Linked DNA regions of Mus musculus: region 2 is linked to region 1. The links are chromatin loops, found by intact Hi-C in ENCODE. Cell type or tissue: left cerebral cortex. All regions are shown on one strand. Links, peaks and the distances in the headings refer to the core of each region. The heading gives the core; the rest is flanking DNA. Region 1 has its middle 34 kb from the start of A930005H10Rik. Region 2 holds the start of S1pr1 (sphingosine-1-phosphate receptor 1).

The links. A loop is a pair of places that touch in the nucleus more often than their neighbours do. Peaks named below come from ENCODE experiments on the same cell type or tissue, not always from the same donor. Only the 100,000 strongest peaks of a DNase experiment are listed, where the experiment ranks them.
Region 2: a loop joins it to region 1, with 8 times the contacts of the local background. A loop is called at or near these places in 4 of 42 quality-filtered maps.

Annotation. Positions count from the first base shown.
Region 1 is chr3:115,845,787-115,861,833 of GRCm38, forward strand. No RefSeq gene overlaps it. Among named protein-coding and RNA genes, the nearest start is that of A930005H10Rik, 34 kb to the right of the region's middle. In left cerebral cortex, for the core only: no CTCF peak of the experiment used is centred there; DNase peaks (open chromatin) are centred at 9,983 and 11,057; H3K27ac peaks cover 860 bases.
Region 2 is chr3:115,704,227-115,720,273 of GRCm38, forward strand. It overlaps S1pr1 (sphingosine-1-phosphate receptor 1), which reads right to left and starts at 10,829. Exons shown (of 2, transcript NM_007901.5): 1 at 10,483-10,829; 2 at 6,207-8,888. The coding sequence starts at 8,717. The coding sequence ends at 7,569. In left cerebral cortex, for the core only: CTCF peaks have their summits at 8,760 and 10,763; DNase peaks (open chromatin) are centred at 8,232, 8,793, 9,308, 9,916 and 1 more place; H3K4me3 peaks cover 6,797 bases; H3K27ac peaks cover 4,827 bases.

The sequences.
Region 1 (16,047 bases), core at 5,204-13,203:
TCTCTCTCTCTCTCTCTCTCTCTCTCTCTCTCTCTCTCTCTCTCTCTCTCTAACACAGTGGAGAAAGAGTAGGGAGGTGAAAGGAGACAGGCTCTTGGCATCTGCTCACACTGCAGCCTCCGCTTTCTGCCCACAGTGACTTGCCAGAGGAGCACAGTGTCCAGCAGGGTGTGGGGGGGGTGGGGGGTGTGTGACAGGGTGAAGTGAGAGGGCAAGGAACCTGTGTCCTTGGGCACTCCACTCCCCAGCAGGGGACCTTTAATGCTCCCTCACTCTGTGTACTTTTGAAGCACTTGATGAAACTACTTCTTGGTGGGATGTTAAGGATTACAAAACAGTTCTCAGACTGAATTGTTTTGAAGGAAAAAAATAAAGAAACAGCAGCCATATGCCAAGAGTATCCACCTCTGACAGAAATCCCCTTACAAGAAATTGCAGTGATCTTTCCCCACCTGCTTCTCGGAGCTTAGAACCAGCAGCTGTGAGGATTGCAAAATGCTTCCTTCATGTCTTCATCATTCAGATAGTGACTGAGCTCGCCACATAAGCATATCCCATAATTACTGTGCACGTAGTCTAAGCATTTTGTTACATAATGGCACACAATGATAGGGGAAATAATAGTCATAGCTACTTCAGGTTGTGGACTGTCTACTTCAGTAAAGATGAGAGTGAAAATTGCAATGCTCATCTTGTGTTGCAACTGCTCAGCAAGTGGTCATTAGTATTACTGGCTTTTTGAAAATAGTTCGAATGACACTACCGCCAACGGGAATAACAGAGTAACTATAGAATTTGAACAAGATCTAGAAAAGAAGGGATTTTTTAAAAAATCTAGAGGAATTAGATAAAGGCTTTGGGCTATCCTAAATTTCAGAAGAAGGCAGGCAGTGCACATGCCTTTAATCCCAGCACTTGGGAGGCAGAGGCAGGTGGATTTCTGAGTTCAAGGCCAGCCTGGTCTACAGAGTAAGTTCCAGGACAGCCAGGGCTATACAGAGAAACCCTGTCAAGTAAAACCAAAAAAGAAAAAAGAAAAAGAAAAAGAAAAAGAAAAAGAAAAAGAAAAAGAAAAAGAAAAAGAAAAAGAAAAGGAAAAGGAAAAGGAAAAAGAAAAGGAAAAGGAAAAAGAAAAAGAAAAAGAAAAGGAAAAGGAAAAGGAAAAGGAAAAGGAAAAGGAAAAGGAAAAGGAAAAGGAAAAGGAAAAGGAAAAGGAAAAGGAAAAGGAAAATTCTAAATCTCAGAAGTTTTGTAGGTGGTTGCATTACTGAAGAGAATTGTACTTTCAAGAACTTAGGCTTTGATGTTAATTCAGGAATCCAAATCCTGGCTCCATGGCTCACGCTCTTATTTCCCTTGTGTGATGGAAGGGACTAATACTTCCATCCATGATATAGGAAATTTGTGGAGATTAAGTGAAATATAAGTGAATGCTTAAAATAGTGTTTGATACTTAGTAAGTACTTAACACCTTGGATGTATTTGTTTGCATACGTGAGTGCGTGTGTGCATGTGTGATTGCATGTATGCGTGCGTGCCTGCATGTGTAGGTCAGAGGACAACCCATGGGAGTCTGCTCAGCTCTTTGTCCACTGTATGGGTTCCAGCACTGGCAGCAGGTGCCTTAACCTGCCAAGCCATCTCACCTTGCCAAATGCAGACTTGGAAAATGATTGTTTGTTCCACTGCCTGTGATTATCTGATTTTTCTGGATTTGGAAGACAATTTTGATTCCAATAATTTATAGACCAATATTTTAAAACATGAGACAATTACTAGACCTCTTGCTTATCTAGTAAAGGATATTCTAGAACAAAGTAGTAACAAGAGGATCACACTTATCTACCAAGTGCTTTGTTCAGTGACAGGTTGCATATATGGTGGTGGTCCTGTAAGAGTCTGATAGATCTGAGAACTGACTTCTGTCATAGCCACAGTAATTCCATACTGTGATGAATGAAACTCTGGAATCTGTGCTGATATTGCAAACAAACTTATTCCACTATCAGTCATGTAAAATCACTAATGTAAAGGCACATACAATCATGCACTTAATAACAATAGTATACTATTATGTTACCAAGTTAGAAATCTGCTATTCTTCTTAGAAAAGATTTATTTATTTGTGTGTGTGTATACACACACATACATACATACTCACACACAAATATAGTGTTTACCTGTGTGGTTTTGTGTGCATCATGTATATTCATGTACCCTCAGAGACCAGAAAGCATCAGATGTCCTGGAACTTAACTTTTAAGCAGTCGTGAGCCACTTGATATGGGTGCTGGAGACTAAACCCAAATCTTCTACAAGAGCTGTCAGAGCTCTTAGTCAATGAGCAATCCCCTAGCCCTCGTCCCTTCTCCACTTTATCATTATTTCAGCATATACTTTCATTTAATGAAGATTTGGCCGCAGCTGTAGTCACCTCATGGATCTTTTCCTTGGCACATCTCTTGACTGTCTCACAAAGCCAAGCGAGATGATTTACCTACGTATTTGGGTGTCATCCATCGATACATCGAAGTTTGTGGAGGTAAGTCCACTCCATGATGTTTACATAATGACACAAACCATCTGAAGATGGCTTTCTGTGACTGTGATCCACTGGAAACATCTCTTACCTTTTTCCCCCCCCCTTCGGTCACTACTAGCTCTTTCTTCTGCTTCCCTGTAGCAAGAACAGTGGGGCCAACTCTATGTAAACGCTCGGGGCAGCTAGAAGCGTCTCCTGCAGGGGGACCTAATTGAGGACTACCTGAGAAACCAAGGCTTGCTGGTGCAGACAATGCCAGCCAATCCGGAACTGCCGTTTTGAAGGGATGCTTTCTTGGGACCAATGGGGCGTGGGTGGAGGGTATTGAAGGAGCTTGCAGCAGTGCTCAGATGAGCTTGCTGTGGCGTTTCTCACCTGTACCCACCCAGAGTCTTTGTCGTTGACTCTGTACCACCTTACCTGCAACCAGCGAGGGCAGGCAGGGTCAGGGTGCTAGTAGTCAGGGCACAGGCAACACTTCCTACTACAGCTCTAGTCTCAATCTACCCGACCCCTAAGCTAGAAGTCACTCACACGGTTTGGTTTTGGACTCTAACTTCACATTCTTGAGCAAGAATCTTGGCATCATAGTGTGGCCTCCAGTTACTGCGGCTTGTTTCTGTTTGACCACCACCTCCTCCTCAGTGCATCTTCTTAACTAGAATTTGTGATTTTTTTTTTTTGTTGTTGTTGTTGTTTTGTTTAAAGGAGACTATTTTCTAAATCACAGGGTTGGACCTTTACATCAGTGTGGTTTGATCCAACTTTTGGCAATTTGAATCCTGAATGGAAATGCCCTGAGGAGACCTAGCCACAGGGTCCATGAGCTTTTGTGGCTCAAGTCCTCAGGACTGTCCTGTTTTCTAAGCTCCCTGAAGCTTGTTTTCTCAGCGATGCCTTCAAGTCTGTGGGCTAGTCGACTGAATCTGTTGTGTAACTAAAGCCTCGGTTTCGTAAGCACTCACATATTTCTTGCAACCAAAGATGCTAAGTGGCTAAACTCCCTTTGGGGAATCTTAATCAGGTATGACCATGTATGGGCTTGGATGAGGTCTATTACCCTATAATGTCAACATCACAAGAGAAAACGATGGTTATCAGAGAAGAGTAAATACTGTGTCCACATCTATTATAATCTTAGAATGTAACAAACTCATGATTAAATTGCAGGGTTCCTTGCTTCTGGTAACATTTACATTGTCCCATGCTTCCTGTACCTTCTGTCTTGAAGCAGAGGTGAACAGAGGTGAAACGGTGCCTGATTTTATGATCTAGGCTTGGACAATCAAATTGTTGAGGCATCCTGGACCTGACGTTGTTTCAGGGATCAACACACAAAAGTTCTAATCAAAGTAAGCAATGACTTTTATAGATTTGTCTGAGGATAGCTCTCTCTCTCTCTCTCTCTCTCTCTCTCTCTCTCTTTCTCTTTTTTTCTTTCTTTAATGCTAGACTGAAAACTGGTAAGAAGTAGATTGAGCACTGATAGGGTTACCGATGGAAAGAACTTTTTTTTTTTTTTTGAGAAACAAATACCAAGAGAAATGGGCCAGAGAAATGCAGAGATCACTTCCAAAGAACAGTGTTAGACATTTAATATTTTAGTCATGTGAGTTCATTTTTAAAATCTACAGGCAGGGCTAGAGATGTAGCTCACTTTGCAGACCTCCAGGCAGATCCCCAGCACCCATTAAAACTGGGTGTGGTGGGATATGTCTGAAATCCCACCATTCAGGAGGTTCAGAAGTTGAAGGCCATCTTCAGCTCCACGGTTGATGCCAGCCTAGGCTACATAAGATGCTGTCTCAAGAAAATAAATGTAGCCAGTTTTCTCCCTCTCCTTTCATGTCTATAACTAAGAGCGCTCAGTCACAGGCATAAAAAAAAGTAAAATAATATAGCGTATCTGATGTTAACCAATATATACAGTTCTCCTCTAACTACGAAGCAATCCTACGGGTGGATATAACTATTCTCATTTTTCAAACAGTCAACCTAGGAACACAATGAATGATTGTGCTCATGCAACTAATACACCCCAGTGCCCCAGTCCAACCCTCGGCAGGCTTGGCCCCAGAGCTACTCACTCCCTGCTCTCAGGTTCCGAAGGGAAGCCAAGGCTTGGGCTCTCAACATCTGAGATCTGCTTAAAACCTTAGGGGCCATCTCTGTACTAGAGTCATAATGGGACCAGAAGAGATCTGCTCTGGCCCAAAATGTGAAAACAAATGATGTATGTCTAAGAACGTAACGAGCTTGTGACCAGGCTACAAAGAATATTGGTGAGATAGCTATTTCATAGAGAATTCATTTTTAAAAGATCTTTCTCTAAAGAAAAATGGCAATTTTCATTTTTAGTTTAGTGTCACAGTGGGTTCTGCAAGAAACCCTTCACACTCTCCCCATCTGCAACAGACATTTAGCTGCACTAACCCTGACCATAGGGAAACGTGCGAGGCTGCTGGGAGGGGTGCTTGGCAGAGAAAAAGCCATCCTCGATTTACAGGTCACCTTCTGTTCCTGATGTCTAGCGCAAGTCACGATACACTTGAAGCTCTGGATGAAACAAAGCTCCCTCTGTGTGTAAAACCCCATGGAAGCTTTTTGACTTTTCAAACTTAGGCAGTAGGAAGCACAGAATAGTTCTCTGGACTTCAACACCCCAGCCTCACAACCTTGAGAGGTCATTTCACTTCTTTCTACTTTATTTACCTCATCTGTGAAATGGGAACAGTACTAACCTAGCAGGGAGTCATCAGCTCATCACCCTCCCCCAAGGGGCTCAATGAAAGTGACTGCAAACTTCCTTCCAGTGTTCACGTCTGAGTGATTGCAGGTCCTGCTTTGCACAGACCATGATTTGCTCCTCTCGCTCATGTTCTTTCTCACACTCACATGTAAATTGGCTGCATGAATAAGCTCCCCAAATGAGCAGATTGTAATACAAGCCCCAGCGTTGTGAACCGAGCTGATCCTGCCTGGGAACAACCAGCAATCATCACAGGATAAGATGTTTGGAAAATTATCCCAAGACAGTTTTCATTATACCAATATGGGGTTTTAAAATAGCCCCCCTTTCAAAATTTCTATTTAATTGGATTTAACCACATGGTTTAAGGAAATTACAGTAACATGATTGAAGTGATCTCTTTTAACTATATGAAGTGTTATCCGTTTAGATTTGAGATTATCATTTAGGTAGTGCTGTACATACATAGCTGTCTTCTTTATTTGGTGTGTGACTGTGTGTGTGCATGTACATGTGTGTCACATGGATGTCAGAGGTCCGTGTTAGCATTGTTTCCTCAGTCACAATTGAAGCACTGGACCTGGAACTCATCGGGTTGAGCAGGTTGGTTGTCCAGTGAGCTCCAGTCTCTTATGTTCCAGCCCTGGGAATACACGTGCACATCACCGCACCTGGATTTTATGTGGGTGCTGGGTGTCCACACTTAGGCTCATAGCCTTGTGCAGCAAGCACTTTATCAACTGAGCCTCTTTCTAGCCCTTTCTGTCAAATTTGGAGGTGAAGCACACAGGTCAAGGGGGAATACAGTTTTAGAAATCAGAGTAATTTTCATTTGCTCCTCTCAGCAGAATAGATGAGGAAATATCGTTAGGTTCTATTTCTAAGAGTCAAAACTCATACAGTGTTTTCTGGATACAAAGTAACAAGAGTCCTTAACTGCTGAGACATTTTGCAAGCCTCTAAGTGACTTTTCATGAGGTTTTTGTTTTGTTTTGTTTTTTAATTAGATATTTTCTTTATTTATATTTCAAATGTTATCCCCTTTCCTAGTTTCCTCTCCAAAAATCCCCTCCCCCCTCCCCCCTTCCTCTGCTCCCCAACTTACCCACTCCCACTTCCTGGCCCTGGCATTCCCCTATACTGGGGCATAGAACCTTCACAGCACCAAGGACCTCTCCTCCCATTGATGGCCAACTAGGCCATCTTCTGCTACATATGCAGCTAGAGACACGAGTCCCATCATGTGTTTTCTTTGATTGGTGGTTTAGTCACAGGGAGCTCTGAGGGTACTGGTTAGTTCATATTGTTGTTTTTCCTATAGGGCTGCCAACCCCTTCAGCTCCTTGGGTACTTTCTCTAGCTTCTTCATTGGGGACTTACAGTAAATATGTTATGTTTGAGAAGTGCTTCACGTGGCTTCTTTTGTTTAGTAACCACTGGATAAAAAGTAAGTTGAAATAAAATTACATATGTATATAGATATAGATGTAGACGTAGATGTAGATATAGATATAGATATAGATATAGATATAGGTATAGGTATAGATATAGATATAGATATAGATATAGATATAGATATAAACACTCCTATAAGTATAGAGAGACAATGCCAGAGTCGAAAATTAAAATTTTTATAGATCTCTGATAAATATTAAAAATAAAATAACTATATACCTCCCTAAAGCTTCTTTACCAGCAAACACACACCAAAAAAAAAAAAACAAAACAAAACAAAACAACTCACACTTTTATTACAGATTCACTGAATTGCTTTCTATGCACACAGGTCTGGACAAACACCAGGAGAGTGTTATATTCCCGGAAAGTAATTATTTTATTTATGTGCAGTAACTTGTTCAGTACTGTGTCAGCTCGAAGGTGCTATTAATGCCATACGTTGTACCTTGCCCTACCTGAGTCCATCTATATAGCTACCTTCCTATGTAGCATCTATCTACTTCTGAAAGAGTCTCCCTCTGCTCCCTAGAGTAGCTTAGACTCACTATGTTGTCCAGGTTAGCCTCACTCACAAAATTCTTTTGCGTGTACTTTGTGACTCCTGGGAGTACACGCATCTTCCACTGTAATTCTGTTGTAGCAGTGGTTCTCAACCTTCCCAATACTGCAAAAATTTAATAAAGTTCCTCATGTTGTGCTGACCTCAACCAAAAAATTATTTTCGTTGATACTTTGAAACTGTTGTTTTGCTACTGTGGTGAATCGCGACGTAAATATTTGTTTTGTCCGTTCTTAGGAAACCCCTGTGAAAAAAAAGTTCATTCAACCCCTAAAGGGGTCTCCACCCACAGATTGAGAGCCATGACATTATAGACGCTGCAATAATTACTTTTTACTTTTTAAAGGTGTTTACATTTTGACAATGGTAAGATGAGCAATTGGAATTTGTTCCAGTTGCACACTTGAGAGATCTTCTTTTTTTTTTTTTTTTTTTTTTTTTTTTTTTTTTTTTTTTAGACAGGGTTTCTCTGTGTAGCCCTGGCTGTCCTGCAACTCTGTAGACCAGGCTGGCCTCGAACTCAGAAATCCACCTGCCTCTGCCTCCCAAGTGCTGGGATTAAAGGCGTGCACCACCACCGCCTGGCTTTGCGACATCTTCTTAATCAACAATTATTCTTTTAAACCTGAATGGGCTCAGAAAAATGTTCAAAGTGTGGACACCTGTTCAAACAATAAGAGCTCTCTGCATATGACAGAAACCCACAACACAAGTGTGGGTTTATGAAAGATACAGAGAAAAAAATATCAAACATAAAAGTAATTGACTATCACATCAGTAAAACAAAACAATGCATTTGAATCTATCCTTTGTACAAGCATCAGTATGATCACTTGGCCCAGGGAATGGCAGTATTAGGAGCTGTGGCGTTGTTCGTGTAGGTGTGTCACTGTGGGAGAGGGCCACGAGTCCTTCCTCCAGACCACACGAGAGCCAGTCTTCTCCTAGCCTTCAAAACAGGAGAGGGAACTCTCAGCTCCTCCAGCCTCACATTTGCCTGGAAGCTGCCATTCCCTGCCTTGATGATAATGGTCTGAACCTCTGATCGCCCAGCCCCAATTAAATGTTGTTCTTTCTAAGAGTTGCCTTGGTCATGGAGACTGTTCACAGCAGTAAAACCCTAAGACAATCAGTTATTTAATAAAAACTTTAAAGAAAACTATTAAGATTTCCCAGTGCTTGGAGGTAGCTTAATAGCATACACATATAGGTAATTCTCTACATTTATTACAGATGTGGAGGAAATTCGAGGCACTGAGTTCCACCTGAGTTTGATCCCCAGGGTAGAAGTGGAGAACCAATGCTCTTGAACTCTCTGACCTCACACTACACGCTACTTCAAGTTGAGGGCTGTTTTACTCATTGTGGTTCTTCTAATATTTGGCACAAAGTACACACTGAGGACATTAAAGACCATGGCAGACTCAAGATACACACCCATCAGAAGACCACATCTTAGTCACACTGCATGGTGTCCATAGCTTAAAGTCAACTCTCAATTTGGGATGACTTTTCTCCAGGAACATTGGACAATGTGTGGAGACATTTTTGGTCACCACATCTCTGGGGAACAGAAACCAAGGATACTGACCCAAGTTTTATAAAGCACAGGAGGGCCTTCCAGAGGGAAGAGTTACCCAGTCCCAAATAGCAACAGTTCGGAGCTTTGACCCATGTAGATAGAACTCATGAAACCCCACTTTGCCCTTTTGACTCAGAGGAGAGCAAGTTTCACTTCATTCAGTGTGTCTGAAAGAGCAAAGCAGATGGGATGAAAAGATGAGGAAAGGGAACAGAAAGCCAGCCATCTTTCGGCTTAGAGTCCTCATGTTCATCACTGCGTGCAATCTTTAGGCTCTAGACAAGAGCAGGTGTAACAATGGCCTGTCATGCAGACATCACGTTTCACCTAGAATGCAAATTGCTGTTTGCTAGTAATGACATGTTTCAAGAGAAAATCAGGCGGGCTACATTTGGACCTAGTGCCTGATACAAGGTGACCGAAACAGGAAAAGGAAGGGCAACAATGAGACAGAATATGTTTGACATCACTTAAAACACCTGACTACCATGTGTTGGTTGTGCAGAATAATGGCGCTCACTGTCCAAATTCCACACAAGCACGTAAGGTATCTGTCACATCCACACCCCCTGTTCTCGGCTCTTACTCTCCATCCCAGAAACCTTGGATGGACTGACATCTTCACCGTTGTCACCATGTATCTGGCAAGATTTACCAATTTCAGAAGCCGGGTGTGATGGCGCACGCCTTTAATCCCAGCACTTGGGAGGCAGAGTCAGGGGATTTCTGAGTTCGAGGCCAGCCTGGTCTACAAAGTGACTTCTAGGACAGCCAGGGCAATACAGAGAAACCCTGTCTCGAAAAACCAAAACAAAAAAACAAAACCAACTTCAGAAACTGTTCTGCAAGAGCATTATCATTACTTTCTATAAAATTGCACTGCACTTTCTCTTATGCAAGAAGACCCGATGTGGGCAGCCAGAGAGCTGTCACACACGCAGAGCCCTTGCAGCTCTTCTGGTTTTCTTATTGCCCTTGTTTTCATTGGCAAAAAAATGTTCGCTCCCCAATCCAAAGCAGCTACAGATGAAAGCGGCTGTCCTCGGCGAAGGAAGTTCAAAGACCCATGGAGAAAGAGAAAGGAGGTAGCAGTCAGATGAGGAGAGCAACCGAGGGCAAGAAGAAGCTTGGCAGCTCTCCTCCGCACAGAAGTCTAAAGCAGAAAACGTATTTGGGGACAGATGGACTGACGGCAGCTATGGACAAAGTGATGCCCTGAGTGGTTTCCAAGTGGCTCAACAACTGACTGTTATATTTTAACAAAGACTTGAAAATGGACAACATTCCCAGGGCAAGAAAGATTTCTAAACATTTTCTTCTGAATTTGTAATGGTTGCTTTTTTTATTTTTTATTTTTGGCTCCTATCATTTATTCATTCATGTTTCTGAATACAGCTTGAAATAAAAAGTCTACTGATACTTATGAATGAATTTCCTTTGCTTTTATTACCTAATGGTTATCAAGAAATTGCAGGCAAGGATTTTTGAAATCTGACTTCAGTACAAATTGAGAGTAACTAGCATCTGTCTTTAACTACCAGGCTGTTTCATTATATATCAAAAGGCATCATGAAGTTATTATAAAAAGGATTGTAATTAAAACTGCAACTAATTTGGGGTGAAAAACTTGAAGTAAAAATAAGAATAACTTATTGACACTTCAGAGTACATTTTAAAAACATAATTCAAGATATGCAATGCTGTCTAGGCTTTTAGATCTATTTTATTCATGCTAATTTAATATTTATCATTTAAAACTCATATGTAAATCCTACATTGCTGGATTCCAACACCAGCCAAAAATCTCAATGGAGTGGCCAGCTTCTGGAATGCAGCTTGTTTGAATGCATGTGCAAGCTCATTTGTCAGCGGGTATGCTCAGCTACTGTCCCAGCTTCCTCAGAAAAGTATCCTTATGAGTAAGGACGACTGTGAAACGGGACCTAAAAATGTTTACTCAGAGTAGAAACTTGGTAAAGGTGACTGCAGCACACTGAACATCTTTACAGACTGCCTGCCCAGTCTAGGAGCCTTTTCTTTTAGTCAACACTTTCCCACCGTGAGAAGGAGCTCTCATTAACGACCAAATTGTTTTCAGAGGCTGTGGGGTAAGGAGTTTCCTTAGAAACCATTTGGTAAGAACTGTGGCTTTCTTCCTTAGAAATCTCGAGCCCTGAAAAGGCAGATTTGCTGGCATAAATCAAACCCAATTTCTAGGGTTCACTAAACCCTTTCTCCTCAAAATAGGGTTTTGTGACTTGATCTTAGCTGTTAATAGTACACGCTGCAAGCTGGTGTGAACCAGTTTTAAGTGAATTTTGTCCAATTTCGTTTGTCATTCAGTGCAAATCACTTCCAGGGTTTGTTGTACCTGATGAAGGCTGACATGTAACAACGAGTGAGAAAGATACTCCATTTTTGCTGGGTGTCAAAATCTGTAATTTTCTTTTTTTCTACCAAGTTTACTCAAGCGGATCTTTGTATCATTAGGACAGTGCCAATCTACACTGATTTCAGAGTTCTTGCTTGTAAACATACTAGTTGAATGAGCTTGGAAAATAGACATTTCTGTGTTTTAAAAAATGTAGTTGTTTCACAAATCTGGACGGAAATCGTTTTGCTACTACGGCTTCACATCGTTGTCCAGTTTGCACGAGCTCTCTTGCACTTGTCAATAGTGTGACCTATCTCCTGAACAAACCTTATGCCCATTTCACTCTATGCAACATCCCATTCATTCATTCATTCAATACAATTTTACTGAGCATCAATTATTCTGAATATAATGAATAATTATTAATTATTCATTAATAGTTTTCTGTACTAGATCCAGGAAAGAAGATGAGCCGTCTCCCGTCCTAATGGGGCTGATGGTCAAACATGAATTCTTGCTCCGTTCTGACATCCTCAGACAGAAGCAGCACCATTCTCACAGTTGCCATCTGTCATCCGTCCAACTGCCCATCAAGTACACACCGGGCAGCTGCTACATCACCCCCTACCTATGTCTAAATCTCAGTCCCTTGACTGACATGAATTCGGAAGTAATCGCACATCTGTCAGTACTTTCCATGGGTCCTGGAATGTAACAGGCACAAAGTAGATGTTTGTTGGATTTGAGATTGAACGGCTAATAGAACGGGTGCTCTGACACCGGAGTCAGAGCAATAATACACCAAAGTCTTAGGAAAATACCAGCGGTCTTTTACTGAAACTTTCTGCCAAACACTTTAGAGAGGTGAAAGTCAGAAACCCCGAGAAACTGTCGAGCTGTTCTAAGAACTCTAGCGACCACAGACCCCGTCGCATCACTAGGCAACTCTTCCTTTCCTAAAACCGAACTATTGGTAATCTTACAGAATCATCTCCACTCAGAATATAATTCAGGGTAGAGACCGTTCTCCTTAGTTGGTTAAGAGGGGGCACTGTGGCATTTTGTTTCAGGGCTCCTTGAATTTTAGGAGGGAGTCTTTGCTTCTGAAGTCATTTCATTGGACACAAATTTCAAAATCTCTACCGTAGCCTAAGGCCCTGCACACTTGGCCGCCTTGCCCTCACCTCTCTTGTTTTATCCCTCACTACTCCTGCTTTTCTCCTGTCCCTGCCCCCTCCATCCCCATCCCCATTATCTATGCTGGTGTGCTTCAGAGCTTTGCCTTAGGATGCTGGCTCTATCGCTGCTGCTTCGTCTCCTCTCAAGGTTCATCCCTTCCAGTCACCCAGTCTTCTGCCCCAGTGTTATCCCCTGTACACATGTTTTCTCATCCATTAATTTATTCACTCACTTTACATGCTGATCTCAACCCCCTCCTCCTAGTCCCTCCTCAGACAGACTCCCCCCCCCCCACAATACCTCCTCTTCTCTCTCCTCTGAAAAGGACCCCCTGGATATCACCCCACCCTGGCACATCAAGTCACTGCAGGAGGCCAGACAAGGTAGCCAGCCCAATTAGGGGAACAGGATCCACAGACAGGCAACAGATTCGGGGGCAGTCCCTCTCCAGTTGTTGGGGGACTCACATGAATACCACATTGCATATCTGCTTCATGTGCGTGGGGGGGGAGGGGTCCTAGGTCTGAGAGGACTAAGTTAGCTAGAGCAGAGGTGACTCCACGACAGGCGGCAAACTGGCAATTTTGGAGGCTAGGCCTAAGTTTCTGTTTCCCAGAAATGAGAATCGGAATCCAAGAATCCATAGTCAGCCAACCACAGCAGTGTGCAGCCAATCCAAGGGCACCTTTTCATCTGGCCTGAAGTAAGAATAGGTAGCTAGAATGAGTAAACCACCCCCTGGGAAGTCTCCTGAGCCCAACCAGTTATAAAATCAGTCAAACCCTTAGGGATAGTGCTAACCAATCAAGGCAAAAGGGCACACGCCCCTCCCTGGAATTCCCCTGACAATAAAAGCTGGGCCTGCTAGTCCACCAAGGCTCTCAATTCCCAAGTGGGGAAACCCACACATGCATGCAGGAAATTCTGCTGAATAAACTCTTTGCTTTTGCATACTATTTGAGTTTGGGGTATTATTCTCCTATGATCTCGAACCCTAACAGGTCCAGCCCACGCATACTCCCTAGTTGGTGGCTCAATCTCTGGGAGCCCCCAAGGTCCAGGTTAGTTGACTCTGTTGGTCTTCTTATGGAGTCCCTACCCTCTTCAGATTCCTCAATCCTTCCCCCAACTCTTCCACAAGACTTCCTGAGCTCTGTCTAATGTTTGGTTGTGGGACTCTGGATCTGTTTTGGTCAGCTGCTGGGTGGAGGCTCTCAGAGGACAGTTATGCTAGGCTCCTGTCTGCAAGCATAACAGAGTATCATTAATAGTGTCAGGGATTGGTTAACAATCTGGTATACAGAAGTGAAGTGCAGGGAATTGTCTGGTTGCAAAGTGGTCTCCATAGATTAAATTGTAAGATTGTTATCTTAGCTGTTAGATATCTTAATTTCTTAGTTAAAATGTGATTAATATGTAAATATTTTGCGTATTTATTATTTATTTAGTGTGTCTATATGAGGGAAGAGAGGCATGTGTGTCCTTTGACTGATGAAAGTCAGAGGACAATGTGCAGTGGCCACTTCTCTCCTCCCACCTTATGGGTCCCAGGGATTAAACTCAGTGGCCAGGCATGATGGCAAGTACCTTTGCCTTGCTGAACTATCTCACTGACCTTACTTAATTTTACCTAAACAAATTACTATACCACAAGTCTTCCCCTCACAAACCACTCATATGTATACACACTTATGTGGTGGCACATGCCTTTAATCCCAGGATTTGGGATTAAACTCTGTCTCGAAAAAACAAACAACAACAACAACAACAACAACAACAAAAAGATCTGGGTTTGTGACTGCTATTCTTTTTTTCTTGAAAGAGCGTCTCTCTATTATTAGTCCTGGTGCTTGCTATGTAGAGCAGGCTGGCCTCAAACTCACAGAGATCCTTGTGCCTATACTTCCCAAGTGCTGGGATTAAAGGCATGTATCATGCCTGCTAACCTCCTTTCTTTTCTTTTTCTTTTTTCTTTTTTTTTTTTTTTTTTTTTTTTTGGTTTTTTGAGACAGGGTTTCTCTGTGTAGTCCTGGCTGTCCTGGAACTCACTCTGTAGACCAGGCTGGCCTCGAACTCAGAAATCTGCCTGCCTTTGCCTCCCAAGTGCTGGGATTAAAGGCGTGCATCACCACCACCTGGCTTGTGTCAACTTGACTACATCTGGAGTTAACTAAAATCCCAAAATGGAGAACACACCTGGGAAGTATTTTTGCTTCATTTAAAGTACAGAGACCCACTTCTAATCTGACTCTCTGAGGTAGGAAGACACACCTTTAATCCAGATCTTTCTGAGCTGAGAGAAGACATGCCTCTTGAGGCTGGAAGCCGATGGGGCATGGAAGGAGGTAGGATTTGCTCTTTGCCTGCTTATTCTCACTCTTGCTAGCAAGTCCATTCCTTCTCTGGCATTAGAGCCTACTTCTTCAGGATCCCAGTACATACTGAAGTCTAGCCTAGTGGGCTCAGCAACTTCTGACTCTTAGATTCAGATTCTTATTTCCTGTTATAGCTAGCTACTGTTGTATTAGCTGTAAGTCATTCTAAAAGATACCCTTTATATACATACATACATACATACATACATACATACATACATACATATGCAAAGTAACTTTTATTTGCCAGATGTAATTGTCATCTCAGAGGCTTACTGCTAGATGAGCTCAGTCTTTCTAGTTCTTTCTGAACTCTGGCTGGCTGACTCAACTCAGCTGTTCTGGCTCAAACTCCTCTCCAAGCTGACCTGCATTGCACAACCTGCATAAACTGAACAGAACTCAGGAACAAACTCAGCTGCACTGCACTGATTGCACTGCATGAACGGGTTCACCTCTCTCTCTCTCTCTCTCTCTCTCTCTCTCTCTCTGTGTGTGTGTGTGTGTGTGTGTGTGTGTGTGTGTGTGTGTGTGTGTCTGCACTGCTCTTAAGTATACTCTCCTTCCTGTCTGTTCTCCTGAGAGTTGGGCATATCCTACCTCTGACTCATTCTGTCAAATCTTTCTCTGACTCATCACTCTGTCTACCCATCAATTAGAAATCACTTTCAAATGTGGCTGCTTCCTTCCACAAATTAACTTTACCTTCATAGATTGGGGATTAAAGGTGTGTACTAAGGGCATGTTTGTATTGCAGCCAGAGGGATTAAAGGTGTGTCATGTGTCTGCATTCCAGCCAGATCTCACAGTCTTTGGATGTGATCCCTTGCCAGAGCAGCCATGTTGCTGGATTCAAACTCATATACTTACATACATACATAATACATAAATATACACACATAGACAGACAGACATTTACTCTATAAGTTCTGTTACTCCAGAAAATCCTGACTAATTGACCAATTCAGGGCTAAAGCACACTTCTTGGCTTTGAACCTTGTGAACCTTTCATTCCAGGTTTTATGGTTTAGGTACAAAGTGTCACCCCACACTCACACCCCATCCCTAGCCTCAACTTAAAAGTTTCACCTGCTACAGGCATCATATCCCAAATGGTGAGATGATGATGATGATGATGATGATGATGATGATGATATTGAAAGGTGACTGGACTGTTACCTTAACAATGATGCTCTCATGCTTTCTCTCTCTCGTTTTTTTATTAAATG
Region 2 (16,047 bases), core at 4,869-12,868, 140 kb before region 1:
GGTCTGGAGGATTCAGTGTATAGCACAAGCTTCTTTCTGTCCTGTTTTCCCAAGTGCTGGGATTACAGCGTGAGTCGCCATGAATTGGACCTAATTTGCCTGTCCAATTTAAGTGTCTAAGTGAGTCTTGCAGAGAAGCTAAAATCATGGAGGAAGTATGAGACACTGAATACATTCTTGAAAGAAAAAAAAAAAAAGAAGTATTTCTTGCCATCTCATCATCCCTTAACCTCAAAGGGAAGAGGCCACAAATGCACCAGAACAGAAAAAATAGACCTGGTAGGTTCTAGAAAGACAAGAAGAACCCTGCTCGCCATTTTCCCAGAGCACAACAACACAACCCAGGGCAGGCGTTCCAGCTAACTGGGCAGGCGAGAGAACGGACAGTGAGGAGTTGTGAGGAGGTGGGGGCGGGAAGGTCAGCCACATCATCTCTTTGATGTCTCTACAGGAAACAGATAAGCAAGACACTTACTACCTTCCCCATCCCCTTGTAGAACAGGCGGCATTTCTCCTGCTTTCCTGTTTCTAGTTCTGATTAATATCTAATCAGCATGTCACAGGACCTGTGGAACACCTGAAGCATGTCACCTCTGTTCCACTACACCTAGAGCTGGCTGAAGGTCTCAGACAGGGCTGTGCACAGGCAGACAATGTACTTGGTCTCAGTGTTGCCTTCGCCTACCCCTTAAATCTTCCCCTATTACTTCTACCTATGCAGAGTTTATACCCAGGAAGTTGCCTTTTCTTGACTGAAGGCTTTTTATAGGTTTACTCATGTGGCCATGGCTGTGTGTTTCCAGTACTAATTTACCAGTCAAAGCCTTACTGGCTTCTACATTCATAGAAATTGTTTAAATTGTATTCTTCTTAAGAATGCTTACAGCCCTTCATGAGTTCATAAGAGTGGGTTCTGAATGCCAATGAATTTTTTATTGTGAAAGCCTAACTGTACCCTTAGACTCTTTCCACACACAGAATTCTCCAGGGATAACACACAGAGAAGCTAAGGCATTTTCTCATCCTACAGAAGCAAGTGAGTACCATTGGGTCACGATTATTTAGTATTTTAATGGTTTGTTTCTGGAGCGTGAGATAAATACAAAGAGATCACATGCTCGTCTATGGAATACTCTGGGACTTCTGCCACATTCTCTTGGACTGTGTGGAATCTTTGCAGAATTTTCAAGAGAAGACCCTTTACTGCCATTGTGCTTACAAGCAGAAGCCTGCTGCCTTGGATTTTTAAAGCTTTCATTTGTCTTTAGAATATAGTTGGATAAATTTAAGCACATATATCCATCTGAATAATCAATGTTCTTTTAAAAAAAAAAGGTATAAATAGAGCATTCTTAACAACCTGAAAGTTTTTCCTCTTTCTCTGCTTGGGTCTCTGTTTGTACTCTTTTGATCTCTATAAGCTGGTTTTCTTTTCCTTTTTAAAAAAGATACATTTTATGATCTTTAATAATATGAGTGCATATATGTTAATATGGGTGTAACTTCAGCAGAGGTGAGAAGAGTTGGATCCACTGAAACTGGAATTGCAGTGGATTGTAAAACACCTTACGTGGGTGCTGGGAACCCAGCTCAGACCCTCTGCAAGAGCAGTTAGCCCTGTTAACCAGTGATCCATCTCACCAGTGCCAGTTTTGCTTTCTTCCAAATTCCACTTCAGGAGCTTTTGAAGTAGAAGATTGGCCTGTTGTTTGTGTTTTATCTTTGCTCGACACAATGGCTTTGAGATTCATACAAATTGTTTAAAGAATTAGTAGTGGGGCTGGTGAGATGGCTCAGTGGGTAAGAGCACCCAACTGCTCTTCTGAAGGTCCAGAGTTCAAATCCCAGCAACCACATGGTGGCTCACAACCATCCGTAACAAGATCTGACTCCCTCTTCTGGTGTGTCTGAAGACAGCTACAGTGTACTTACATATATTAATAAATAAATCTTTTAAAAAAAAAAAGAATTAGTAGTAACTGAGTAGTAGTCAATGTGCAATGGCTGTCATCAGAAACAAAGACGTGTGCAGATGGCTCAACTAAGTCCTTTTCCTTGAGTGATGGGAAGCACATCAAAGTAGGTAGGAAGAACGAACACATGAGGGAGATGGTGCAACCTGTTATGTCTTTCCCATCTTCAAGAACTTACTGTGCTGGGCAGGGTAATTCACTCATGCCACCCAGGGTTCAGGAAGCCGAGGCAACTGTAAATTCAAGGACAGCCTGAACTACAGATTGAGACCCTATCTTAACACTCATGCGCACTCAAGTGCGCGCGCGCGCGCACACACACACACACACACACACACACACACACACACACACACACACACACACGAGCCCCACCAACACTACTTACCACGTTCACAGGAAAAGGATATTTCAAATCTGTGAAGCTTTCTTTTGGTTTTGATTCATTTATAATTCCTCCCTCAGTGTCTTTAGAAACTATTCAGGGAAAAATAATGCAAACATCTCAACTCTAAAAATAAACGCAATCAAATTTAGTTTGATAAAAATTAGTTAGGGGGCCTTGGAAAACACCACCAGAAGAATGGAATGAGTCATCTAAAAAAAGAAAAAGAAAAAAAGAATACAGCTCAGTTAATAGAGTGTCTCTGCTCATGTCTGTGTCTGTCTAGCACACAGGAAGTCCTGGGTTCTACATCCAGCACTGCGTCAACTGGGTGTGGTAGCACTCACCTGTAATCTTGGAACTTGATCAGTCAAAGCAAAGTCCTACTATGTTCATGCTCATCTTCCAGCAGTTTGAAGCCAGCCTGGACTATACGACACCCTGCCCCCAAAACAGAATTCTAGAGCCAGGTGTGATGGTGTATGCCTCAAATTCAAAATAAATTTGATGCCAGCTTTGGCTATACAAGATCCTGTCTCAAAGAAATAAAAGTAACTAATTAGTTATATAAAAACAATAATATTACAAACAAACTACAAAAGCTCATTACAAATACTTGCCATGCTTATTATAACAGTTTCTAGCTAGAAATTAATTTTTGAACCAATGAGTTTTGGTTTGTTTTCTTTGGGGGAGTGTTTGTTTGTTTGTTTGTTTAGTTGTTTGTTTTGTTTTAAATGAGAACCAGAACTCCCAGCAATCTTCCTGTTTAGGCTTCCTGAATACTAGGATTATAGATGTGCCCAGCAGCAAAGCCAGTGTCTATTAAGAAGGTCTTTAGAAATTCTGTACATAGAATGCCTTAACATGAGCCACTCTGGTCCTATAGCCTGCTTTCCCATTAAACATGGGATTGCTACCACTGAGAGTTGGGCAAGCCCTCATTTTATAGCATTCACTAGAAATACCCATCATTTGTTGGAAGTCTTCCTTTCTGAGTAGCATCTCCAAACAAATGCTTAGACGTGAACAATCTTGGTGATATAAAGAACATAGGTGCAAAGGGTCCAAAGCCTAAGAAAGTGCAGTCCTAGACGTATTACAATATGTGTTGGGCAGGTTCCTTGTTTGGTTGGCTTTGGACTGTTTACTTGTTTTTGAGACAGGGTTTTTCTTTGTAGCTGCAGATGTCCTGGAACTCACTCTGGAAACCAGGCTAGCCTGAAACTTAAAAGAAATCCACTTTTCTATGCCCTCTGAGAGTGCTGAGATTGCAGGTGTGTGCCACCACCACTCAGCTTTGGACAGTTTATTAACACAGGCAATGTCCAGAGAAGAAGTCGGCATAATTCCAAATTGATTAAAATGATTACTTTTATAGGGCAGACTTTTTACATTGGGGAGAAAAATAGGGATTCTAGAAATTACAGATGAAGTGCCAATATTACTCAATAGAATATACTATCTAATAAGCATGGGTGATTGAAGTCATAACTTGCACTAAAGCTTCTAAATTCCTAACAATAATATTACAGGAACTGGTCATAGTAACAGCTCTAGTTTTTTAAGATAGTCTCATAACCTAGTTTGGCCTCCAATTTGTCACTTGCTAAAGCTGGTCTTGAGTTCTTTATCCTCTTGCCTCAGCCTCTCATTTGCTGGTATTAAAAGCTTGAATCACCACTCCCTTGTCCAATTTCTATTATTAACGGGCTCTGGGGACAGAATTGGGTTTATGTGACAAGCCCCTTTACCTCCTAAGACATCTCGACAGCCCTGGAGAGTGTTCTGTGATGCTACTAATGTTGGGGATCAAATACTATGTATGTAATGTCCTTTTGTAGCTTTCCTGATATTTGGAACTAATTCGATTTTTATACAAATATGTAAGTAGTTTTATATGCCTCACTTCTCCTGACTAAGACTACTTTAGGGGTTCTTCTTGGTTTTTGTTAGTTTGTTTTGTTTTGTTTTGTTTTGTTTTACAGACATGGTCTCATATATCCTAGGATGGCTTCAAACTCAATATTTAACTGAAAAGCTTCCTGCTTCACCTTCCTGGGATTGCTGCCATACCTACACCAGGTTTATGATACTGGGGATGGAACCCACAGCTTTCTGCATGCAAGAAAAGCTCTCTGCCAACTGAGCTATGTCTCCATGCACATATGTAGAGATTGTGTGTGTGTGTGTTCAGTCACTGAGTGATTTTCTCATCCTCACTACTTAGAGTGTACTCAATTAAAATCGGATATACACAATGGATGCAACCAAAGACCCCTTCATCTTTGTCTTTGTGTCTTGACTAGAACTGGGGCTTCCACACATCTACAACTGCCCCGCTTTCTCCAAACAAGATCCACTGTCTGGCAGAGCTATGAAGAATGCACGTCCACAGGATGATGTACTCAGAGGTGGGCAAGAAGATTGACCTCCCGTCACCAATGAGCCACCCTATGCTCCGATGTCATGAGTCACCTTGTGCTTGGAGATAAGTCCAAAAGCAGAGCTTTATCATCCACTGAAGCAAAATAGACACACTTTTCCATTATGCCTGGCTCTCTAACGAAAGCCTGAGGAAGTGAGTGGAACATGAAGTCACCCCTTCCGCCCCAGCAGACAGATGGATAGAGACATTCGCATTTGTTCCCGGCCCTTTGTCTTCTGAGCACTTTTGGCATTTCCTTCAGGAAGCTGGAGGTTATGACCTAAGGTTTCCTTAGCGAACACACTCTGTTTCCCACAGTTAGCCTTACCCAGAAATGACATCTACTCTAGTAGGTGAGGTTTATCTTCATGTCCCAACTGTGTCCTGACCTGTGTAAACTCAATGACACTTGAAAACACAAACTCTGAAAAGTAGCAATAGGCTGACCTAATCTGCAGCAAAGATGGCGGTAACTCTGAGGTAACTGTTAGAACTTTATGCTACATGCCTTTGTTTCACAGTTGCTTTCATTTTAGTAGGACCAGTTAAATGGGCAAGAACCGAGGAAGTTTAAAAGCTGTGGGAGGGGTGAACATCCACCCACTATTCCACTTGTTACATGTTATAATTGATATCGCATAGTTCCATAGTGTTCTCATAAGATCCTAAGGCAATGTCCTAGAATGGGACAACTTAGAGGCTGGAGATGGAGCTCAGTGGGTAAAGTGCTAGCCTAGCATGTGTCAGGACCTGGGTTCAATCCCAGCCTTTCATAAACCTGGGCCCAACATAGAAGAAGAAGAGGAGGAGGAGGAGGAGGAGGAGGAGGAGGAGGAAGTGGGAGGATCAACAGCCCACATTCCTCTTCAGAGCAAGCATGAGGCAAGTCTAGAACACATGAGACCTTGTCTTAAGAATACACAAACCAAAAACTTACACAGCACTGACCAATTTAACATTATCACCCATTAGCCATGTTTTCTCTTTCCCAGTATGTTGATAAAAGGCCAAGTATGTATGCTTTTGCTGTGGTGTTTGAACTGATCATTTTAGTCATAATTTAAAATAGATTTAAGACTCCATTGCTGAACTTCAGAAGGCTGTATTTTAGGATGGAATTATCGCACTTGGTTTTGTTTGGCCTCACTGCACTTTAAAATTGAAATAGTTGTATCTATTTGCTGTGGTCTTAGAAGGTTGATGGTTTTTCTCATATTCTCCACGTGTCTCTAATGCTAATTTATTGAAGTTTCTCTTCCTGAAAAAGCTAGAGTGGTTTCTAAACAAACCACATTTTTTTTCATACCTTACTTCATCAAGGTAAAAGCTTTTAACTTCTCTTAACTTTTTTAAATTGGGCCTTACCTTTAACTCCAAATCTCAGTGAATGATTTTTTAAAAAGTTTTCTTCACAAAAGAATCTTTTAAAAAAATCAGTTTATTAATGTTTAAAAGTTGATAAAGCTATGTGCAAAATGATCCACAAAAGTCAGGAACCTATTAAATACTATTTTTTAAAAAAGACATTTCTTGGCTTAATTGCACTCACTGAACACCAGACTAAAGAGACTAATATATTTTTATTCTCTGTAACATTTATAACCATCATCAATACCTAGTGACAGCCGAAATAAAGAATTCCTGATGTTCCCTGTCAGTTAAAGTAATGCTTTTGGGGAGTGGGGGGTACAAAAGGATGACACTTTCTTAAGAACTACACATTCAGTGGTGTTAACACGGGTTAGGAAGAAGTTCAATAAGATGACCTCAAAGAAACAAATACATTCGAAAATCAGAAAATGTTCTTTAAACAAAATACAACTCTCCCCCAGTTGGTTGAAATGGATCACACAACATTCTGAAATCATCAATAAAAGTGCCAAAGGTGCTGTAGGGGTTAGAGAAAGACAGCAAGAAACAGCTCTTGGTCTGCACGACTTAACTCTCACATTTCACCTCATGCTGTAGATTTTTGTTTGTTTGTTTGTTTGTTTGTTTGTTTTTTGCTTTTCCCGTATCATCTAAGATTCTGCCCAGTATAATTCAAATAAAGTAGACTTCGTTATTCTTTGTTACTCTTCATTCACAACCATTGTGGTTGTAATGGGAATAAGGAACATGTGACAAAAAAGGAACACATTTTCATCTTAAAGATGGCCTACCAAATTCCCAACAACTTGACCCAGTTTACATGGAAACTTTGGCCTCAGCAAATAGCCTTCCCAGCAAATAGCTTGCTCACTATAATCAAGAAATAGACCCCTCCACAACCTCCTTCTGATGAACAAAAGTCAGGCAGTTACGATATAAAGAAGGGGTGGTAAGGGGAGACAGGGTGAGAAGAAACCGGAGGGTGGGGACATGTACACCACCCAACCAAGCTAAAGGGCACATACTCACTTTGACATTACAGTGAGAGATCACAACACTTTCTCTTGGGACCTTAGTCTTTGAGGAGGGACCAGATGAGCCCTCTGGGAGCTTGACAATGCTAGACCTTTGGCTCAGTGCAAAATCAAAGCTCCAGGGTACGGGGGAGGGGGGGGCAGGAAACCCACTGCAGGCCAGACCTGATCTCCACCCTTCCCAGTGCATTGTTCACAATTACTACCTACCTACATCATGGTATCACCAGGCCGCACATTCTCCCTTCCCTCCCTCTCTCAGGCTCCCAGTTGCTCCTTCCTTGCAGCAGTGGAGAGCGAGAGACATTTTTGAAATGCTGGGGTAGTGGGTGATCAAGTCAGAATGCTTCCCTCAGTATCAACAGCTTCTTCAGGCTTTAGGAAGAAGAATTGACGTTTCCAGACGACATAATGGTCTCTGGGTTGTCCCCATCGTCCTTCTGGGGGTGAGAGGAGTTGTCTGATTTGCTGCGGCTAAATTCCATGCCTGGGATGATGGGCCTCTTGAATTTGCCAGCAGAGTCTCCGTTGGGGCATTTGCAACAAGATACGATCCGGATGAAGGCCCGGCGCATCTCCTTGTTGGTCAGAGTGTAGATGATGGGGTTGGTACCTGAGTTCAGCACAGCCAGAACCAGGAAGTACTCTGCTTTGTACAGGATGTCACAGGTCTTCGCCTTGCAGCCCACATCTAACAGTAGTAGGATGAAGAGAGGGGCCCAGCAGGCAATGAAGACACTCAGGACAATGATCACCGTCTTCAGCAAGGCCAGAGACTTCTCAGAACTGCGACTGGCCTTGGAGATGTTCTTGCGGAAGGTCAGGCGGCGGCTTCGAGTCCTGACCAAGGAGTAGATCCTGCAGTAGAGGATGACGATGGAAAGCAGGAGCAGAGTGAAGACGGTGGTGCAGAAGAGAATATAGTGCTTGTGGTAGAGCGGGAGCACGGTGGAGCAGCTAGACAGCGAGCTGATGCAGTTCCAGCCCATGATGGGCAGGCCCCCCAGGATGAGGGAGATGACCCAGCAGGCGCTGATCAGCAGAAAGGAGCGCGAGCTGTTGCTCCCGTTGTGTAGTTTCATCTTCAGCATGGTGATGTAGCGCTCAATGGCGATGGCAAGGAGGCTGAAGACTGATGCAGAGAGAGCCACAAACATACTCCCTTCCCGCAGAAACCACTGGGCAGGTGTGAGCTTGTAAGTGGTGGCCCCAGACAACAGCAGGTTAGCTGTGTAAGCCACGCCTGCTAATAGGTCCGAGAGGGCTAGGTTGCCTATGAAATAGTACATGGGCCGGTGGAACTTCTTGGTTTTCCAAATAGTTAGCAAGACAAATATATTCTCTAGGATGATGAAGCAGCAGATGAGAATGAACACCACTGAAGTCAGTTTAATGCCATGGTCCTTCTCCGCCCCGATGTTCAACTTGCCTGTGTAGTTGTAATGCCGGACTATGATATCATAGTTCCCATAGTCAGAGACTGAGCTGCGGAGAGCTTTAACCTCCGGGATGCTAGTGGACACCATAGCTGCTAATTGTGTCCCCAGGAGCCTGGGGTGGTATTTCTCCAGGCAAACGCTAGAGGGCGAGGTTGAGTGAGCCTTCAGTTACAGCAAAGCCAGGTCAGCGAGCAATCCAATGCTTTTTTCTTTTATGGAGCTTTTCCTTGGCTGGAGAGGCCTCCGAGAAACAGCAGCCTTAAACAAGTTACAAAGAAAAGAATCAGGGAAAATGCCCAGCACACTAGCATAATTCATTCTAGCCAAGGCATTGCTCCAACTTTGTTGATGATTTGTTTTAAGGATACAGGACACAGGGAGGATTTTTTTTAACTCAAATGGTCATTTCTATTAACAAAACAAAAATAAACAAACAAAAGAGAAATGAAGTTAGAAAGAGAGGTAGAAAAAACAATTTACCCAGACTCTGAGGAGACAAAACCTTCCCTTGGGTCACTAAATCCACCAAGATGGAAATGAGAGCCACCCATTCTAGTTTTCGAGCCCACGCCATTTCCACTGGCATTGCCACGTTCAGTGTCCAGCCCTGAGATTCCTTCAAGCGAAAATCGACTGCTTGCTCACAGAAGGCACCAACTGCCCATTCTGGGTGCAGGGCAGACATGCATACCCCAACACACACACACACACACACACACACACACACCTCGAAGAGACCAGCCCACCTTCTCATTACCATGCCAAAAAAAAAGTAGCTTTGTAGGAGGTCATTTGACAAGTAAGCCGTTTTCTGGGCTCTATTAATAACTCCCTAGGAGCAGGTGTGCTGAGGGTCCGATGGTCAGAGGGTAAAGCGAGGTGTGGTGTGGGCCGCCAGGCCTTGAAGTAAACAGGAAAGCTTGGCGCCTCCGTGAAGCAACTGCCTATTCTTCTTTTTAAAACTTCTGTCTTTACTCCTCCGCCTCACCCAACCGCCCCACAAGTTCATTTATTACGTTTAAAGGTATTCACGGAGAACCCCTCCTAAGAGATTGCAGCAAATCCTAGACGTTTCTCCATGAACTGATTGCTTAAGAAAGTTTTAACTTTAGCCAACGCTTACTTGCACACACACACACACGAAAGTCACCCTGCTAGCGATAACGAAGCACGCCACTTTGTTTTAACTTCAGGTACATTAATTTCCAGAAACACATACTGCTAAGTTTGCATGGGCACTTTTAACTTCCTCCGCTCCCCACACCCCCAACATTGCCTCCTCTCAACAGAACTAGCAATCCCTAAAGGGCACACAGCACTACTTAAGTTGGACACACAGCACTAAATAAGTACTCTAAAGTCTGCACAGTAATTGATCAACTCTATAACAAATGAGGGGGGAGGGGACCCTAGAGACATTGTAGTCATTTCTGTGACAAAAGCTTACGAAACTCAACATTTCTCCACTCTTATCGCTACAGTCCATTCTCAGGCAATGGAAATTATTGGCGTGGTGCCTGATAATTTTGTCTACAGGATTTCAAAAAAAAAAAAATAATAATAATAAGCGTCTTCCCTTTTCTCCGTTCTAATGAATCACAGCTTCTCTAGCATGCCCTCCCCCAGTCGTTTCTATAATTTGGAAATTAATCTTTTTTTTTTTCTAACTTCATAAACTCCGTGCCCCAAGAAGAAGTCAGTCAAGAAGGACTCCATAGCATCTTGGTGATGCCCGGGTTCGTTTTGCTTTGTTTTTTCTCAAAGTTTTTGTTTGTTTCGTTTGTGTTTAAAGGTTCGTTCTTGACACCTGGACGCCCCATAGCCGGAGCCTGCGAGGCTCACAACCCCCTACCTCGCTCAAGCCGGACGAAGCTGCGTCCGCAGGACTCTGGGTCTACACCGCGCGATCCGCATCTTGCTGCTGTCGGCGACTGACGGCGACCAGCTCACTCGCAAAGTTCCCTGAGCTGGGGTCCCCTCCCTCCTCAGCGGTGCACTCCAATGGCCAGCCCTGCCTGCGCTGCCCGCACCACTTTTGCAAGACGAAGTCTCTGAGCGCCCCGCCGAGGCTGGGTGGCTCCTCTAGGAAGGGACTGGGAGGGGTTAATGCTTTTAACTCCTCCGCCCTCTGCCAGCGGCAGGGGGCCCCTCAGGGTCTGGGCTGCTAAGAAGCAGCCTCCCAGAAAGATCTGGGGCAGAGTGACTAAAATAAAACCAAATGAATAGGAGCCCCTCCGCCCCAACCAGCAGAGAGAAGGGAAGAGAAGGGGCGGAGCCTGGCAGCTCCTAAATTCTAATTCACACAGCTTCCCGCAGTCCCCAGCGCGGGACGGACTCTGAAACTAGGCATGGGGATCCCTGGGAAAACTTTTCTTCGTTAAAAATCTTAGAGGACAGAGGACAAGCCTGCACTTGGTAGAGGAGCTTTCTGGTCCCAGACCCCACAGCCCTGAGGATCCGTGTAGCCCGAGTGGTCCGGTGCCCTGGGGGCCACTTCCACGCGGTCAGGGGAAACCCGAGCCACTGCCCGGAGAGCCGCAGCCACGCCGCAGAGAGGGGATCCTGAGAAGGTCGGAGGAGAGCAGCCCCGAAGTACTGAAAAGCTTCTGTCCTCCACCTCCTCTTCCTCCACCCCCTCCACTCCGATCCTGGTGAAGCCTTGAAACTTGCGGTCTGGTGGGCAGAAAGTGGCTTTCCCCGGGTGCACGGTGAAGTGGGCCAGTGCTGTGCTTGATGTTGGACCGGGGGTTCCCCTCTCTCAGCTGACCGCAAAGCCAGGCGGTGTGCCCCAGATTCTGGGAAGCTCAGAGGCCTTTGAGGAGGTGGGCTGCTGCCCTGGCCTCAGAGATTTAAACAATCCAGCAGCAGTTCAGGAATGTCCACAGGGGAAAGAGGTTGCCTGTCCTTTCACTGGCCAGTGCCTACAGCCCCCTGCCTAAAGCTGGACCCCTCTTCTCTCCCTGTCTACGTAGAGATAACTAAGAGATCCCCAAATCTAAGGAATTGCACCTTGTCCACATTTTTCTACTGTTAGATAATGCTAGATTGAGGCTGAAGAGGCCTTGGTCAGATTTGTCTGAGTAGCAGATGGAGGCCTTTATGCCTTGTCTGTCTGTCCTTCTGTTAAAAAGTGGTTCCACCCAAGTCCCCTGTTCTCACTGCCTTCCCACCCTGAGCAGATGTGATCACAAAACTTCCTCTGCTGTGCAGTTTCAATTAACAGACACACCCTGTACCTGAATGACTCAAGAGAGACAGAAGAAACAAACAACAGACCCCTACCTTCTGGGATTTTATGAGCTTGCAAAAAAAAAAAAAAAGTAGCTGTTAATTCATATTTGCCTAGAAGCACTCATTGACAGTTTCCTACCTTACCTACCCACAAACTACAGATCTTGCAAAACAATATGGAAACCAAGATAACAGCCGTCCAGTCTCCTCCAGAAAAGACAGAGTTTGAGACTGGTTTCATTTGAAAGAGGAGATAACTTCTGTCTATCGCAGTGCTGCAGAGGCAAGGAGTTAGCTTCCCCTTCTCCCACTAACAATTTATGAGGTCTTTAAAGGGGAACTGTGCACTTTGTTGTCCCAAGATGTGATGGCCACTGTCCCATGAAGCAATGGAGTAGCATGGGCCGTTCTACCCATGAGCAATCCCTCAGCCCTGAGAGACCTGTAGATTGTCCAGGTAGTATGTGGCAGAGATGGGTCACCAAATTTAAGTTGTCTTGCCTGTCTGCTCAAATGCTGTCAATCAGCTTAGAACTTCACATTCCTTTCCTGAACAGAGGAGACTTCTGCACTTGGACTCCTTACATTTGTACTTCTGATTGTACTTGTCTTTACATGTGCATAAAACTATTACTAATGTATACAGTGTGTTCTTTTGTGGGAGGAGAGTGAAGCTCTCAAGCTTGGGTTATTCCACTTAGCTATGCATCCATATCATTGATATACACAAATAGCCAGGCACAATGGTGCATGTCTGTAATCTAGGAATTTGTAGAGGCAGGAAGATCAGAAGTTCAAGGTTATCCTCAGCTATATAGTGAATTGGAGACCACCTTGAGATACTTGAGACTGTATATCTCTCTCACACACACACAGCAAAGGCTTGGGTATATTGCAGAGGTAGACTGTTTTCTTAGTAAGTGCAATACCTTGGATTCAGTTCCCAATACTGTGAAAAGAAAAAGATAGGCTACGCATAGTGACAAATGCCTTTAATTCCAACATTCCAGAGGCAAGTGTGGGGTAGATTTCTGTAAGTCTGAAGCCAGACTTGTCTATATAGTTAGATCCAGGCTAGCCAGGGCTATATAGTGAGACCTTGTCTCAAACAAAAAGAAAGAAGGGAAAAAAAATACTGAAAAATACTGACACTGTATAGTCAGGTTTCTTTGAAGGAACAGAACTAATGGTGGTCTGGCTGGCTAGTCCAACAATGGCTATGTCCTGACAGAAAAGCCAAGCATCCAGTAGCCAATCGGTTCATCAACCCCAGTCTGGTTCTGGAGTCCTAGAGAACTGCTGCTCATCAGCCTCCATCGAAGTCTTGAAGAGGTAGGTCCTAGGAGTGGGGAAGGGATGCCTCCGCAGCAGAGCAGATGAACTTGTCAGCTAGAGTGAAGGTGAGCAGGCAAAAAGCAAAAGCTTCCTTCTTCCATGTCGGTTTAGGGGGGCTGCCACCAAAGGGTATGCCCTAAATTTGGGGTGGGTCTTCTCACTTCAAATGATCCTGTCAAGAAAACCCCTCTCAGGCATGCCTAGCTGCTTGGGTTTTAGCTGATTCCAGATTGACAACCAAGAGTCCATATGACCCATGTGTAGATATAGGTCTACATAACTATAGGTATTAGAATCTTATGTAGCCCAGGATGGCCTCAAAATGCACTCATATTCACCATAAACAATTTCAGTTTCTGATACTCCATCTTTTACTTCTAGTGTTGCTATTGCAGGTATGCACCATCACACCTGGCTTTATGTTTAAACAGAACAGGGGACCAAACCCAGGGCTTTATGCAAGCTAGGCAAGTACTCTACCAACTTAGCTACCTCCTTGACGCTTCTCAGTGCCCACATTACAGACCTAGAGAAAACTTATACTTTCAGTAATTATAATCAGATTCTAAATCATATACATGTATATGATTTAGAATCTGATTATAATTACTGAATATATATATTAGTTACATATTATTATTATTCTAATTTTATAAACAAGAAAAACATGGGCTCCAGATATATTAAACGTGTTGGTTAATGTGAGACATGACCATAGACAGACTGTAGAATCATAACCACCACTACCAAACCACTTAGATAAACCTCAAGTGTACTAAAGAATTACTTGTGGGAAATCTTTTCTGACCATCACTGAGGACAACATGCAGGCCTGGCCAAGTATTGTAAAGAGCACAGATGTCTTGCAGACAGTGATTTGGTAATGGTCACCGTTATTATACATCTCTGGGATGTAAAATGTGTAAGACCGTTGGGCAAATGGTAAAATCCAGCAAGGCTTGTTCCTAGACGACGCGTTCTGGTAAATTCCAGGTTTCTAGCACCACGCCCTTTAAGACCCACAGGTAGAAGACAGCTCTAAGAACTATGCCCTCCAGCTAATTCCTGGCCAGAAGTCTAGCCCTTTTTCTGGCTGGAAGCTACTCCCTGCATTCCTACCTTACTAAGGACAAACTTAAGGACACACTTCCGCTGTATGTCCTGTTCCCGTTAAGGTGGCTTCACTTCAGGGTTCTAATTTCAAGGTGGCTTCCCTGCCCGCCGGTGTTTTTCCTTAAGAGCTGTCAGATGAAATGACACAGGATCCTTAAGCTATGTAGTATAGATCAATAAGTAAATGCTCGTCCATCTGGGGAATAAAAGGTAAAGGAGTTGATTATGCCTTCTCTTTGTTAATTTCTGACTACTCTCTTTTCTATTTTTTCAACTCATCCCGCCTCTCAAGACCCAGGGAAATGCAACCGAGTTCTTTCTCATTTATTCATAGGCAAACAACCAGTCTCCCATTTCTCACAGAGAAAACTGTATGATAACCTTCCTTTCCTGACTCTCTGACTCTCAATTAACAGAGCTGCCCCCAGCAGGTCTGTTCTACCTGCTTGACAAGCGAAACCCATTTCACTCTTTAAAAGCAAAGTCTTTCCCTATCAACCACCTCACTGGCTCCCTCAAAGCTTTCTAAGACCCTAAGACCCGGCTCCATTGCGCAATCCCTCTTGTAAACAGTTTTTGGTTATTTCTTTTCCCAAAGATTTATTTTTGGTTTTATTTACACGTATGTAGGGGTTCACACGGAGGCCAGAGAAAAGCATCAGATATCCTGGAGCTGGAGTTACAGGATGTCCTGAGCTGTCCCACGTGGGTGCTGGGAACAGAACTTGTGTCCTCTGGAAGAGCAGTGAGTGCTCTTAACCACTGAGCCTGCTCCCCAGACCTCTGGCACAGCTTGCTTTCTAATATTTTTAGTTTCTCTGTATCTGTCTCTATCTATCTCCCCGTCTGTGTCTCTGTGTCTCTCTCCCTGTTTCTGTCTCTGTCTCTGTCTCTCTCCTGCTCGCTCGCTTACTCGCTCTCAGTGTGTGTGTGTGTGTGTGTGTGTGTGTGTGTGTGTGTGTGTGTGTTGGGGGTGGAGAGAGAGTGTGTGTGTGTGTTCTTTTCTTCTGACACAGATTCTTACACCAGCCTCCAGTGCCTCCTGCCTCGGTCCTGAGTGCTGGGGTTACAGGAATGTGCCAGCATGTCTAGATTGGTTTCTGATGACTTTTAGCCTTCAAGTTGTATCAACATCTATGTGTTTCTTATACCAAAACCTCATTGTCTTCTGCTTATCCAAGGGTTCACCATAAACCTTCTTGCTTGCCAACACTCCAAACTGCATAGATAAGTATGGTAGAGCCCTGAAAACAGACTTGGGCTCAGCCTTACTGTTGCCAGTTTTGTGCTACATGCCTATGTCTCTGCACGGTTTCCTTTACTTACTGTATCTACAGTTGGTGGTAAGCGAAGCTGTGCTGTGCTCAAACTCAGGGCTTTCTCTGATGTTAACTAAGCTCTCTGCCAGTGAGTCACACCACAGCTCCTCCATCAACTTCCCGGAGGGTGATATTCCTTCTCTTTAAGTCATTTTAAGACTTAGGGCTTCCTATGGCAACCTCAACAACAGAGAAAGCATCTTCGCATCTCCTGTTGCTGTCATGATCACATCTCCAACTTCTCATTCACTTCTTTCTGATTTTAGAACAGTCGTTTCATTACCTTTTTTAGTTGCGCATGCTGTTGGGAAGGACAAGGATGCCACAGCATGCACAGGGATGTCAGCCGGCAGCTTGAGGAAGGCAATTGCCTCCTTGCAACCAAGTCATTCCTGGGGATCAAACTCATTAGTCAGACT